2 separate regions of the Homo sapiens genome follow, and region 2 is linked to region 1. Evidence: read pairs that join two places in POLR2A ChIA-PET (ENCODE). Cell type or tissue: HCT116. All regions are shown on one strand. Links, peaks and the distances in the headings refer to the core of each region. The heading gives the core; the rest is flanking DNA.

What was found. ChIA-PET counts read pairs that join two places held together with the same protein. Peaks named below come from ENCODE experiments on the same cell type or tissue, not always from the same donor. Only the 100,000 strongest peaks of a DNase experiment are listed, where the experiment ranks them.
Region 2: POLR2A ChIA-PET joins it to region 1 with 5 read pairs; 3 of 35 experiments call an interaction of 5 or more read pairs at or near these places.

Annotation. Positions count from the first base shown.
Region 1 is chr11:119,775,916-119,785,353 of GRCh38, forward strand. No RefSeq gene overlaps it. Among named protein-coding and RNA genes, the nearest start is that of NECTIN1-DT, 51 kb to the left of the region's middle. In HCT116, for the core only: no CTCF peak of the experiment used is centred there; no DNase peak of the experiment used is centred there; H3K27me3 peaks cover 693 bases.
Region 2 is chr11:119,680,902-119,685,901 of GRCh38, forward strand. The region is part of intron 1 of NECTIN1 (nectin cell adhesion molecule 1); the gene reads right to left. Among named protein-coding and RNA genes, the nearest start is that of NECTIN1-AS1, 27 kb to the right of the region's middle. In HCT116, for the core only: a CTCF peak has its summit at 826; no DNase peak of the experiment used is centred there; H3K4me3 peaks cover 807 bases; H3K27ac peaks cover 1,110 bases.

The DNA of each region.
Region 1 (9,438 bases), core at 2,563-7,562:
TTGAGCAGGAGAACTTGAGGAAGTCACTTCCCACCTTTAGATTCCATGATTCCTTCAAGTACCTAGCATGGAGCTAGACAATGGGAGAGACTTTGGAGAGAATTGAAGTGCAGTCTCTGGCCTCAGAGTATATGCAGTTCAGTTGGGGAGATAAAACAAATGCATAAGAGATCCCTAGAAAAATCTGGGGCCGGCACAATTGCCCTAGGACACAAAGAAGAAACCTGGACAGTGGGAAGGCATGGGAACCCTGGAAATAGCACAGAGTAGAGGTGAAAATGAGTCAGACCTCTCCTTCCTCATACAGAGTTGAATCTGGCCTCCCCAAACACTTCCCAGTGCCCTAGGCTGCTGCCTTGGGTCACTCAGAACAGAATCTGCACATTACATCTGCAATGGGCTGCCCCAGCTCTTGCCACTCTGCCTCTTCCCGCTGTAGGGTGAAGACTCCCTGTTGTCTGCTAAGCTCTTCTTATGAGGGTGGCAGCAGAGCGTGGGTTTAGGAGCATGTTTCTGGAGCCAGATCTCCCAGATTGGAATCTTGACTGCACAACTTCCTAGCAGGATGACCTTGAGCAAGTTATTTCAGCTTGCTGTGCTTCAGCCTCTCATCCCCCAAAGTGGGCTGATAATGGTGCCTGCCTCACAAGGGCAGAGTGAGTTAATAGTTGTGCTGGGGACTTGAAAGAGTGCTCAGGATACAGCGTCACATGTTTGTAAAATTAAATACAGGACATGACTTTAGCCCCTTCCCCCACATGCTTTCATTGTTCTCCTGCGGAGGTGCTGGGGGTGTCAGTGCCTCCTTTATGGTGGGAGAGCCGGGACTGAGCATGGAACTTCAGAGGCAAAAGACCTTGACCTCACTCAGTCTGGCCAATATTTTATCAGTGCAGCCCCACCCAAGATTCTCATGTTTAGATGATAGTGACCTCATCATGTTCTTACCGTGTCTCAAGCTGGCTTTCAACCAAAACTTGAGTCTATTTTCCACGTGTTGCAGAGAAACGGGCTCCACCCCTTCTTGTACCTGTACAGCCAAACATTTTTTCCCTGCTTTATTTTTATTTTTTAACCTTTGTTTTAGGTTCAGGGGTTATAACAAATGTGAAGGTTTGTTGTATAGGTAAACAACACGGGGGTTTGTTGTATGGATTATTTCATCACCCAGGTACTAAGCCTGGTACCCAATAGTTCTTTTTTTCTGCTCCTCTCCCTCCTCACATCCTCCACCCTTAAGGAGACCCTAGTGTATTTTGTTCCCCTCTATGTGTCCATGAGTTTTCATCAGTTAGCTCTCACTTATAAGTAAGAACATGCAGTATTTGGTTTTCTGTTCCTGTGTTAGTTTACTAAGGATAATGGCCTCCAGCTCCATCCGTGTCCCCGCAAAAGACATGATCTCATTCTTTTTCATGGTGCAGCCTAACTTTGTAAGAATAGAATTGTCCCTTTCCCACTCTCTGCTACTATGGGACATGTGAACTGCTACCCCAGCCTGTCAAGGTCTTTTTGGGGTCCAGGTCCTCCTGTTGGCCATACGGATGGGGTCTTCATGCCCAGGAGCATCTGAGAGTCTACAGACAGTGGGCCACTGTGCTATCCTGCTGTGCTCACCATGGTCTTAGACAGAGAGAGGCCTCTGGGCTGGGGTGGTGCTGAGAGAACAGACCCGGTTTTTCAGGTCTTCTCTTTGGTCCTGGTGGTCTGGAAACTTCCTTTGCCTTTACCAGAAAGCTTTACATCACTCACAGATCTTGTTCCAGTGAGGGACAGCCCTCGGAATGTTCTTGTTCCCTTGAGGTCTTTCTGGCAGGTGATGACATGGCCTGCATGCTTGCCACCTTCCCTGTTCCCAGCTGCTGGGCCTCGACTCTGGGCTGATACAAGTCTACCCTCTTCAGTCCCAACCAGCTCCTCTCTTGATCCTCCAGCAGCTTTTGGGGGGCTTTGAGCCCTTGGCAGAGAGCCTCCCCAAATTCAGAGGACCATGACCAAGCTCATCACTGCCCAACAGGGCAGGCCAGGCATGGTGGGGGTAAAAAGCTCAGCTCTTCTCTTGCTGCTTCCAGGAGGTGGACATTGCTGGATCTCCCAGGCCGAGCAGCATTGAGCGTGCCCGTTGTACCCCTGTCTGCTCCTCCAGCCCTCACTTAGCCCAGCCATCTGCAGTGCTAGGTGTGCAGCTCAGCCTTCAGCAGGCTGTGGGGCCCGAGGCTGTCAGACAGCGGATTCTCATCCCGCCTTCAGAGGTGCTGAGGAAACACGAGATGCACCACCCACCCACGCCACGGTGACATATGTGGCTCTTCCACATGCCAGCCTTGGGATTCTCTAGTCTGGACACCCTGGGTGTGGGTACCGATATAGTGACTTCCCTACCTTCCAAGTGGAAGGATCTGGTGCCTGTAGGGTAGCCAGAAGACAAGCAGGGTGAACTGGAGTTTTCTTCTGCCACTGGCTTCAGGATCACAGGCTCAACTTGACCTCAGCGGGGAAGGCAATAGCGGGCTTGTCATGCTCAGCAGGGAGACTTCCAGCTGCTGAACATCTGCAGGGCCCACCAGATACAGAGCACATTTGTGCAGGGCATGTCCTTAAGAAGACCCTGACTTGGCACGGTTGTGGCCAGGGGAGTGACGCCAGGGGATGAAAGGAATGACCTCTCAAGGCGCCTCCTCACATGAGGTGCTCAGGTGGTGCCCGGGCAGATTCACACCTGAATCTGTCTTGCCGGGGGAGTAGAAAGGTTCTGGGACAGACAGGGACACATGCTTCCCAAGATAGCACATCTGTCGTCTGAGCACCGTTCTGAGGCAGGTCGACACAGATTTATGCTGGTACACAAATTCAATAAACACCACCAGCCTCCTCCTTCCTGCAGGCAGCCTGCCTGGGAGGCTGAGGGCTCCACTGGGGTGAATTGGGACCCTGAGGCCTCTGTGGGAAGGGCACTTGAAGGATCCAGGTTCCAAGGGTAGGATCAAAAAAGCTGATGTGGCTCCTGCCTTCAGAAGTCCTGTGCGTGCCTCCGAGCAGGCCCAGATCTGGCTGGGTCACCTTGTGCCCTGTCTGCTCTACTGTAGCTCCAGCGCTTGTAAAATGAGGCTCGGCATTTCCAGTCCCTTCCTCTGTGGTCACTCAGTGTCCTGGAGTGATCCCTACCCATTTTCTTGTCCTCTTTTCACCCCACAGAGCCCTCTCAGCTCCTGGAAGGGCTGGGTGATGAAGACAGAACCATCCCATCCCGTCCCTCCTCTGGAGATTGTCCAGGGGCTCCTGCTCTGGAAGGGGGCAGTGAGGGCAGACCCCCTTGCAGGCCCAAGCTCTGCCCATCACTGGACGTTCTCTGTTGTGGGCTGGTGGGGTGGGCTGTGAGCAGGCCTCAGAAGTATCTGTCACCCTGCACTCAGCTTGCTGTTGGCGCAGAGAATCGGTCATGTCTGTGCTGCACTTCAGCCTTGTCATTTTACAGATAACATGATGGAGGCCAGAGAGGGAAAGTGACTTGCCTGAGGCCCCAGAGCTGTCACAGAGTGGCAGAAATGGCTCAAAACCCGGGCCTCCTGGGTCTTAGCGTGATAAGCTTGCTGGTGTCCTGGGACGCTGACTGTGCCTTCCTGCCCCGGGAGGGACATAGTTCTGGCAGGGGCACTCAGGGCAGCTCTGCTTCCCACCAGAACAGGGAAGTGGGGTCTCACTCTATCCAGCCCCCGCCGCACTCCATCCTGACATCACTGGCCTGTGCTCCCTCCCCCTCTCACCCGAGGCACCCGAGCTCTGGAGTTGACTATCTCAGAGAGGTCTGCGGGGAAAGGGTGGGTGTGCATTGCAAGGGGTGGGAACTCTGGCAGTGTAAAGGGCAGGGGTAGAAGCAGTGCCAGGGCATCAGGGCTATGGAAGCCCAGCATGCTATGCAGAGGCTGCTCCCCCAAGTCCCCTCCAGACTCCAGGGCCAAGAGCTTCAGATGCCACAGCTGCTGCCCTGCCGGGTGCCCCTCGCCTGCCACCACTGATTGCAGTATGTGCCGTTCCATTTTTAACAGTCCTGCCCGGCCCCGACTGCCTGAGCCGATCCAGAGGCGGGCCCTGCTCTTGATTGCGGCACTAAAAATACCGGCGAAGCCTCTGATGAGAGCAGGGGCTTGGTCTCCCCTTTGCCTGCACATCAGCTCTTTGCTGCCTCCCTGCAGAGTGGCATGGGGGGACCCTGGAGGCAGGGGCTGGGGGGCAAGGAAGCTCCATTACTCCCATGACCTTTGCAAGCATCTAGATAAAAAGCAGAATGGCTATCCCGATATTTGGAGACATGGCATCTGGGGCCTTTCTGAATGTTGGGATTCCCAGGTGTTTTGTGTTGGGTAGACACAGTCTCATGGTGTTTTGAGACTCCATGTGTGTGGTTTCCTGAGTCTGTGCTGGGGAGGGAAAGCTGGAAACTTTTCCAGGCCTCCAAGCTTTTTCCTCCTCCTCACTTCTCATTTCTGGTCAGTGGCCAAAATCTGAGGGTTCCACCTCCCGCATAATCCCTCCCACCTACTGCCTCCTTTCCAGTCCTGCTGCCTCCGCCTGGCTCTGACCTCTGGCTGAGCTTTCCCCTAGCTGCTAGGAGCCCCTCCAATTGCCCATACCTGTGCATGTCACCTGCTGCTGTCAGGATGATTTTCTAAAGCCCAGCTCCCATCAGCCACTGCTCCAGTCCAAAACCTAACCCCTTGGCCCAGCATATAAGACCCTCTATGATCTGAACTTGACAGATTGCTCTAGTCTGATTTCTTTTCTCTCTCTTTCCTTTTTCCTTCCTTCCTTCCCTCCCTCCCTTTCTTTTTCTTTCTTTGTTTTCTTTCTTTCATCTTTCTTTCCTTTTTCTTTCCTTTCTTTTTCTCTCTTTTTCTTTTCTCTTTCTTTTTCTTTCATCTTTCTTTCCTTTCTTTCTTTCCTTTTTCTTTTTCTCTTTTTCTTCTTTCTTTTCTTTCTTTCTTTTCTTTCTTTCTTTCTTTCTTTCTTTTCTTTCTTTCTTACAGGGTCTCTCTCTCTCTTTCTTTCTGACAGGGTCTCACTCTGTCACCCCAGCTGGAGTTCCTTAAAACTCATTGAGTGACCTCCCTGGGCCGGTTGGAAACAAGCTGTTCTCCCCGCGGGTGTCCAGGCCCTTGCCAAGGTATCTCAGGTTTGCCATCACTGGGCATGGGGGTGCTTCAAGGGAATGGGACCCAGGATCCACCCCTTGTTGGATTAACATGTTCACAGAAAGGGAGATGAGTGAATCTTACCAGATGGGGCTGCCTGGTCTGGGGATAGTTGCTCGTCTGACCCAGGCATGGTGTTTGGGAAGCCGCTGGACAATATTCTACTATGTAAGCACTCCACTCCCCAGCCCTCCCCTCCCCACCTGCGAGCACGGACCCTAGAATGCCAGAGCTGCCAAGGCAGCTCCCTCTTGTTGACATATGAGAAAGTGAGGCCCAGAGGGGAAAGGGGATTTTCCTTTCTTTCTTTCTTTTTTTTTGGAGTCTCACTCTGTCACCCAGGCTAGATTGCAGTGGCACAATCTCGGCTCATTGCAACCTCTGCCTCCTGGGTTCAAGCGATTCTCCTACCTCAGCCTCCCAATTAGCTGGGATTACAGGCGTGCGCCACCACACCCAGCTAATTTTTTTATTTTTAGTAGAGATGGGGTTTTGCCATGTTGGCCAGGCTAGTCTCGAACTCCTGACATCAGGTGATCTGCCCCCCCTTGGCCTCCCAAAGTGCTGGGATTACAGGCGTGAGGGGGCTAGAAAGGGGATTTTCTGAGTCAAAGAACTAGAGCTACAGCGAAGGCCTCCCAGGTGCTTGTGAAGTGGATCTCCCAGCCCCACCCTCCACCATGGCCTCCTGCCTCCTTCATTCCCTTATCTAGAATCTCCTTCTCTCCCACTGAAATCCTGCCCATTCCTTAAGGGTTTGTCTGTCCCGTGAGCTACTAAAGCCCCTTTCTGTGTATCCTTTGGTAAGGGCTCTCCACTTCCCATCTCCCCTGCTGGACTGTGAGCTCCTGAGGACAGGGACTGCATTGGTTTCAAGTGTGTAACCAGTTCAGTGTCTCCATGCATGTTTCCAGGGCTGCGTGCATGTTTCTGGAAGGAATCAATGAATGATCCAAAAGTCTGTTCCACTGAACTTGCATTTGATGGCGGGTGTGGTTCCTCCTGTAGGAATTCACCCCACTTTAAGACCAGATGATGCAAACGCAGGCAGTAAGAGCCGCGGATGCCTCCCATCCCCTTCCACTGGCTGTTAGCATCGCTGCCCGGACACTGCAAACACCAGCCCATAGAGGGCTGCCCTTTCTGTGAACGTGTTGTCTTTCCTGCTCACCTCTGCCCCGAGGGACGGGGAGGGTAATTATCTGCCGTGGTGTCAGAACTTTTATTTCTTGCTGCTGCTGGGCTTCCGCCACAGGGAGAGTAAGACGGAACAGAGATACCAGAAGAAAACATCAGCACGACAGTTAAGTGCCACATTTTATTTCTTTGGATTCGCTGGGTGTAAAGAGTATGTGTATGAATGTAGCACTTTTAGCAGAAGGTCCTCCCTGGTGGTGTTGAGAAGAGGCCGTGGTTCCTGCCATCTCTTCTGCCTCCTTCAGGTCTTAGGCGGGGAGGGTCTGGCAGCCTGGAGAGAGCAGCAGAAGCCCTCTTAAGCTTGCTGAAGGCCTGGGGGATTTATCAGAAGGATGCGGGAGTGCCTTGTGGGACCCACAGCCAGAAAAACATCCAGGTCTCAGGGGAGCTGAGAGGCTCCCAAACCCAGTGAGCTGCCTTCCCTCGCTATTTTCCCTCTCCGAGGCCACATTGGGTCTCGTCCCTGCTGCTCCCTCTGCTCCATTTTCCTGCCGTGCTCTGCAGATCTGCTTTCTTTGCTTACTCATCAACACACGGTCCTAAAATAGCTGCATGGGCCTCCCCCGGTCTACCCTGGCTGCCTGATCTCAGCTTCGGGCCTAGCCACAGACTGACTCCCCAGCCCTGAGCCCCTTAGTTCTAAGATCTTAAGACAGAGTATCTGATTGGCTGTTGGTCACCAAGAGGCTGTCTCCTGCTGGAGCAGGTATCCATTGGTCCAATTGTCTGAAGCCAGCAGGCAGGGGCAGGTGGCCCTGGGGCTGCCTCCTTGGGATGGATTTGTTGGAAGGAGAGGCTAGGCAGGCAGGCCTCCCCTCTGCAGCTCTAGTGTCACCCAGGCCCACTAGGATCCAGTGAAAGACAGCATCTTACTCTCTTTTGTGCTGCTATAAGAGAATACCTGAGACTGGGCAGTTTATAACGAACAGAAATGTACTTCTCACAGCTCTGGAGGCTGGGAAGTCCAGGATTGAGGGGCCGGCATCTGGTGAGGGCCTTCTTTCTGCATCATCCCATGGCAGAAGGGCAAGAGAAGGAGCCTATGCCTGAAAGCCCTTTTAGTAAGCCCTCCCGTGAGGGTGGGGCCCTCACAGCCTAATGACCTCTTAAAGGCCCCAGCTGTTAACACTGTTACATGGAAATTAAATCCCAACATGAGTTTTGGAGGGGACAAGCATTTAAACCACAGAAGGCAGTTTCCTTTTCAGACCCAAGAGTATTGGCAAGGGTACACCTCAACATGTTCCTGCAACTCATACCCGGGCAGACATGGAGCCCTCCTCCCCCTGAGCTATAGGCAGGGTGGCCCCGTGGCTGGGAGTGTGCAGTACCCCAATTCCTCCCCAACCCCATGCTCAGGCTCGAGTGAAGGCAGCCTCCTGGGATACTTGGCCCCTGATCCAGGGTAGCACAAGTGGCGTGATGATGAAGGCAGGAGTCAGGGACTCTAGCTGGGGTGAAGAGCCCTCCCAGGTGCTGTTGGGAGGGCCTCTAACATGCTGGTCTTGACCTGCAGGCTGTCTCCTGGGTCTGTTCTGAGCTCACCCATCTGAGGGTGTTTAATCCTTTTGCGGTGATTTAAAATATGTATGCAATTATTTGATGTTCCCTTTAAAAGATGGAGCCAATTCTCCTCCCTTGAGTGTGGGCTGGACTTTGAGGCTCAGTTTTCACAAATAGAATATGGCAGAAGTTATGCCATGTGACTTCTGAGACTAGGTCATAAAAAGTATTGTGGTTTTCTCCTGGCTCTGTGGGAAGCAGCTGCCCTGTTATGAAGACACTCACACAACCTCTTTATGAAACCTCCCCGTGGTGGGGAACTGAGGCGTCCTGCCCAGCACCATGCAAGTGAGCCACCTGGGAGGTGGATCTTCCAACCCCGGTTCTGCCTTCAGATGCCTGAAGCTTTGGCCAACTTCTTGACTGTGGCCACATGAGAGGACTTGAGCCAGAACCACCCAGCCAACATTCTCTCACAGCCTGTGACTCACACAAACTGAGATGATAAACATTTCTTTGTTTAAGCCAATAAGTTTGGGGATAATTTGTTACACAGCAATAGATAATGAATGTATCCCAAACTTGTTTGTTTTCCTCAGGTGTTTGGCAATTTGCAGGAAGGATTTTAACTCACTTTCCATTTTCTGCTAGGGGGAAATCAATGCCCATGGTGGCTGGGGCCCACCCACCTGTTTCATAAGGACCTGGGAGGCTGAGAGGGGGGCCGTGTTACCACTTCCTCCTCCAGCGGGTGTCATCCTCCACCTTTCTGGCCCTGCGAAGCAGGGAAAATTCTCTGTCCTAACCCTAATGCCAGCCGCAGCCTCAGCCCTATCTCCTAGGCACATGTGTTATCTGAAGGCCTTCAGCCGTGTTCACCCCAAACCCTTTTCTTTAGTTGAAAGAAAAGGGCCTCAGCTCTTAAAGCCTCCACAAAGCCTCAGAGGTTCCTTGGACTGCTGGGTTACATGCTGAACCCGATGGATCCCAGCAGGCAGGGGTGTACATGGCAGAGTGGAAGTCCAGTGGGGGAAAAATACAGATAGAAGTCAGAGAGCTTTAGTTATGCTGCTCGTGAGGTCCCGTAGAAATTGCACAATTTCTTTTACCCTTTTGGGCCTCTGTTATCTCATCTGTAAAATGGGGCCTATAGTATTTGTCCTGTGTACTTACAAGATTGCTGTGGGATCAAATGAGAAAATAAATGTAAAAGTGTTTCATAAACTATAAAACACTTGACAAATGTGAGGATCAAAAACAAACGATTACAGAATTGCAGGTTTAGTCATCATTTGATCTAGCATTTTGTGAATACTTGCTATGCACCAGGGCTTCACATGCATTGCCTTATTTAATCTTGACAAGCTATTGCTGACAAGGTGCTATTATTTCCATCTCCCACTTTTGGATTAGGAAACCAGGGCTCAGTGAGGTGAACTGACTTGCTTGAAGCCCATGCACCCATTGCCACATTTCCTAACCTGGGCCCTGACATGAATGACCACTCCTTGAAGAATTCAGAGAAATGGTGAGGCCCGTGAATAGCCCT
Region 2 (5,000 bases), core at 1-5,000, 98 kb before region 1:
TTGGGAAGGCTGGGCTGTAGCCTGCCTCTGCCTTTAGCAGGCAGTGGGACCGTGGCCAGTCACCTCCCCTTTCTGAGCCCTAGCTTCCTCCTCTGTAAGGCAGCAGACTGGCCTCCCGAGTCCCAGTGGTCCTCCTGGTCCTAACTGTCTCATGACAGCCCAGTGCAGCTGTGGCCCCACTCCAGATACAGTTCCATGGTGAGGTCAGTGGGCCAGACGGCCCAGTACTCTTGCTGACGGGCTAGTTGGCAAGCAGCTAAGCCCTAGGCCCTCTCCAGCAGGATAATTGGGTGCTCCCCACCCCTCCCCCAGGCTGCTGGAGGCTGCCCAGTGGCTGAGATAATGTGGGCATAATTGGGGAACTTGCACCACACAAAGCTAGGAACAGGAAAAGCCAGTTGGGAGGGCTTGGGCCCCAGGTGAGAGCGCAGGGAAGGGGTGTGGGATCCAGGAGCCATTTTGGGATTGGTGCCATGCATGGATTGGTGCCATGCATGGTGGACCTGCAACGGGACACGGCCCTCTGAGCCCCTGCAATCCTGTCTCCTCTCATCCCCTGAAGGTGTGGAGGCAGGCAGGGCACAGTCCCTGGGGCACAGGCTGACATTCATTGTCTGAGTCTTCAGTGGTGACCTCACCCTCAGAGCTGTGTCAATGCCAGGAGGGGAGACGGCTGATAGCGGCCAGGCATGGGGTGGGGAGGGTGCTGCAAGGTGGCCGGGCACCCCAGAGGCCCCCTTACATCTACCAATCCCTCACCAGGCAGGGGCAGCCCACGTCTATGTTGGGGTGGAGGTTGCTCTTTTCTGTCCACTGTGGCACTCCCAGAAGCAACCACATGGTGGGGAAGTGAAGGACGTTCCCAGCCTCTCTCTTACTGGGCACCAAGTGGGTGCCCCTCGTCCTGGACATTTTTGCCCTGGTGATGGGCAGGGTGGGGCAGGGCAGGGAGGATCTTTAAGGAGCAGGTACAGACTCACTTTGGTATTTGCCTCTTTGCTACATCTGACTGCTAGCAGGGCCAGGGGAGGTGACCCATGGGGTGAGCATAAGGGAGCTCTTGGAGCAAGGGGCTTAGGGTCATTGAGGGTGGGGACTGGATCCCAGAGTTCTGGAGTTGGGAGGTGCTGGAAGATTGGAAAGGCCTAAAAACTCCACTTCTCCACTCCAGACTTAGGGACCGGGAACCCAAGCCTCGTATTAGGGGCTGCCTGCCTTGGTCCAAGGACTCAGGGTTGGGGAGAAGGACCCTCATTCTTTAGATTGGGAGGTTTTCAGACGGGAGCAGAGTCCAGGTGACTCTAACAGGCGGGTTAGAATGTTAGAGTCAACAGAGGAGCAGGGATCACCACCGGAAAGAAAGAAAGAGCTGGATGGGGGCAAGAATCCTGGAACAGGTGGGCCACGAGAAGGGACCAGGATTGATAAAAGGCAGCCTGCTCCAGGGACAGGCAGCAGAAACAGGGGCTTAAAGACTGCACAGCCCCTCTCCTTGCCAAGCTTCTCCAGACACTGCAGCCTTGACAACCTGAAAGCTGAGCTAGCGTCTCCCACCTTCTGAAGGGCTGTTCCGTCACCACCCTTTCAGGCAGCATGGCGGGGCTGTTAGGAGCCAGGCAGTAGGGGGTTGCATTCCACCTCTGCCATTGATGAGCTGTGCAACCTTGGCCAAATGACTTCACCTCTCTGTAGCTCAGTTTGCACCAATGTTGCACATCTGTAAGATGGGGATTATAATAGCTAATACCTGCCCTATAAAACTGCGTAAGGATTAAAAGAGGGAGTCCATGGGAAACTCAGAAAGCAGCACTTAGGACAAATGAAAGGCTCATTAGATGCTAGCTTCCATCATCATCATCACCATCATCTTTCATCTATGAAGCAACAGGCCTCCCTCCCTGGAACTTCATTCAACAAATATTTGCTGAGCACCTACTCCATACTGGACACTGTAGGGAGTGCTACTAGGCGCCCCTCTTCCAGGACGCCCTTGTGACTGTCATCTCTTCCTACTCAGCTGACAGTTCTATTAATACCCCAATAACATGTAACACTGACCTGTACCCCTTTATTTTCTACTTCCTGGCATATGTGTCTAGCCTGTCTCCCAACCAATTGTAAGCCCCTGCAGGAGATGAAAGGAGCAGGCCTGGCCTTGGGTTGAGTTGACCATGTCACGCCTGCCACTGGCAGGGTCCAGGGCTTGGGGAGTTCCCTGCTGACTTTCTCTGATTCCCTAAGCAGTCAGGGCTGGTCCACAGAACACATCCTGTCTCCTTTCCCGCAGGTTCCCTCTTACATGAGAAGCAGAGGCTGGCCCAGATGTGGGAACTGGGACCACTAAAATGGTAGCATATTGGAGCTTGATGGACCATGCAATCCATCATTTACAATGACTGGAGGGATTAGGTCACCTGCTCAGGGACACAGAACAGCAGCACCCAGCCCAGTGCTTTCCCACCCTGCCACAAAAACAGACTCTGGCTCAACCTAACTCCCTGGGGCCTCTTTCTGGGTGGTGTCCCTCCTAGAATATAACCTCAGTGCCTCCATTGCCCCTTGTGAGAAATGGCACAAACACCAGCTACAATACTGGGGTGGCCATTGCATCTGCAGGTCACCTGACTGGGTGTCAGGTGATAGGTCAGAAACAGGGGCTTTGGGGATCCCGGGTGTGTGTGTGTGTGTGTGTGTGTGTGTGTGTGTGTGGGCACTTGCAGGAGGCTGCTATGTGCTGAGCAATAAGAGCTAGAGAGGTGGGGAGTGAAGGGCAGAGGCATCCATAGAACCTGTGCCCTCAGCAGAGGGGCTCTTGCATCCCACAGATATCAAAAGAATCAGTCTTTTTTTTTTTCCTGAACTCAAGCACTGCCTATATTCTCCCTGACCACCCTATGAGCTCCAGGATCTGGGACCCATGCCCCTGGGGCTTGTTCTCAAGTGCCTCAGTTTCCCCACTAGATCTCAGGTTGGGCAGTTCAGGCTGCCTCACTTCCCAGAAGTGCTGAGCCAGCATGACGGGCCTCAGGCCGGCCCCCTGAGACGTCACAGACCTGCAAACGCCTGAGCTCAGCAACAAAACACAAAGACTCCTCAGTTGTGGCGGACAAACCTGCTCCCCAAGGCCCTGCCTGCCATGGAGCTCATCCGCAAGCCAGTGCCACAGGTTCCCACGCAGCGGGGTGTGGCACACTTCGCTCCCCACATACCCACTTAAAGCAGTTTCTCTTCCTGCCCTTTTAACCCCCAGACCCCTCTTCCTAGCCAAGCAGGCTGGAACTGGGCTCAGGGGTAGGTGAAAGTGGGTACCTAGGTGAGGCGAGGGGGATTTGGGGCTTCCTGGCATAAACCACTTCTTTTGTCCTGGCTGTGCCAGCCCACCCCAGCCCCTCCTTTCCTGAGACTCTGCCTGGGGGCCTTGAAGTGGCTGGGCAGGGGCAGCCAACTTGGCCTGGAGTAAAGTGGCGGCACATTGCAGAGAGGGAGTGGGTCTGTGTGCACGTGTGTGTCTGAGGTGGGTGCTGGGCTCCGCCATAAGGGCCTCTGTGAAATCGATATCCTTCGGGATGCATTTCTAGGGCTTTCCAGGGATGCTCCCACCCCCACCCCAGGAACTGGCAGAAGGGGACAGGATGTCCGGTGAGAAACCGGCTAAGTGGTAAGTGGGAGTGACTCACCCACTGGGAGGGGCAGGGCCTCCATCTGAAACCCTGCTGAGGCAGCACAGTGACCTAAAGGTTATAGGCCCCCTCCTCCCAGTGCAGCCGCTTCCCTGATTGTCAACTCCCAGGGCTGGCCAACTCCATACCTTCTGAAGCCAAGGCCAGCTCCGCCTGGGAGAGAGGCCGGTGTGGAGGAGCGTGCAATCAGGACACCCACTTCCTTTCTGGGGTCCCCTCCTTTCACAGGTTTTGCCAATCAGTGTCACCTAGACTCCGATCATTCTGTCAGCAAAACCCAGAGGGGCAGGGCTCTCACTGAGCTTGTCCTGTCTCATTTCCCCATTAGTCCAGGAGATTCACGGGTGCCCAGGCTGCCCCCTCCTGCCTCCAGACTCCCCTCTACACTCAGGATGGGGAGGAGGGCTCAGCAAGGAAGCAGAAGTAGACCCAGCAGACCCAGTTCTTGTCCTGGTGCTCCAGCCACCTTTCCCTGGGGCTGCGCACAGTCTGGACTTGAGTCCGGCCTGGCCTTGCACTGCTGTTAGTCTGGCATCTCTGTCTCCCCTGCTGCCTGCAGTGCAGAGACTTTGGCTGGTGGGAGGTGCTGATAACATCCCATGAGCCCACAGTCAGGGGCTAATTGCTACCATCCAAGTCAGTGCCTCCGCCCCTCCTTTGGGGTCACAAAAACTGCTGATGTTTTCCTCTTGCCTGATGACCCCCCAACTCCCCACATGGAGCTGTTTAATGATGGGCTGTGGAGCTGGCGCCCGGCGCCTTGGGCGGGTGAGCACAGTGCGTGGGAGAGGAGGGGGCACGGCGGCCTGGGAAAAGCCCCGAGAAGGAGGCAGCGCAGGAGCCCAGGATCTTCCAGACAGGCCAGGCTGGCCCTGCTCTGCTGCCCCGGCGTGGCAGCAGTGATGGGGGTGCTCTGGCAAGTCCCACCTCCCTCCAGCAGGACAGGCTGGGGTCAGAGATGAGTCAGGGAGCTGAGTTTTGCCTTCTCCCACCAGGTGGCTGAGGACACCTGGATTCTGTCCTGCAGGCCTGTTTCATGCTGGCTGCCCCATCCACATGGCCCATCATGGGGCCAGTCCTGAGCCAGCCTCTGACTCCATCGTGGCACCCCAGGAACACAGAGCCTCTCTCTTGGCCCTGCCTGCCTCTAGCCTTCAAGACATCACCTCTTGGATCACTCTCCTGTACCTGCCACCTTTGCTCTGCTCACCTGGACACTGAGAGAGGCGAGCTCTGGTCCCCACTACTTGCTCATTGTTTTTCTGTATGGCCTTGGATAGGGTGGTTTCCTTTGCTGTAAAATGGGGAATATTGGCTCTG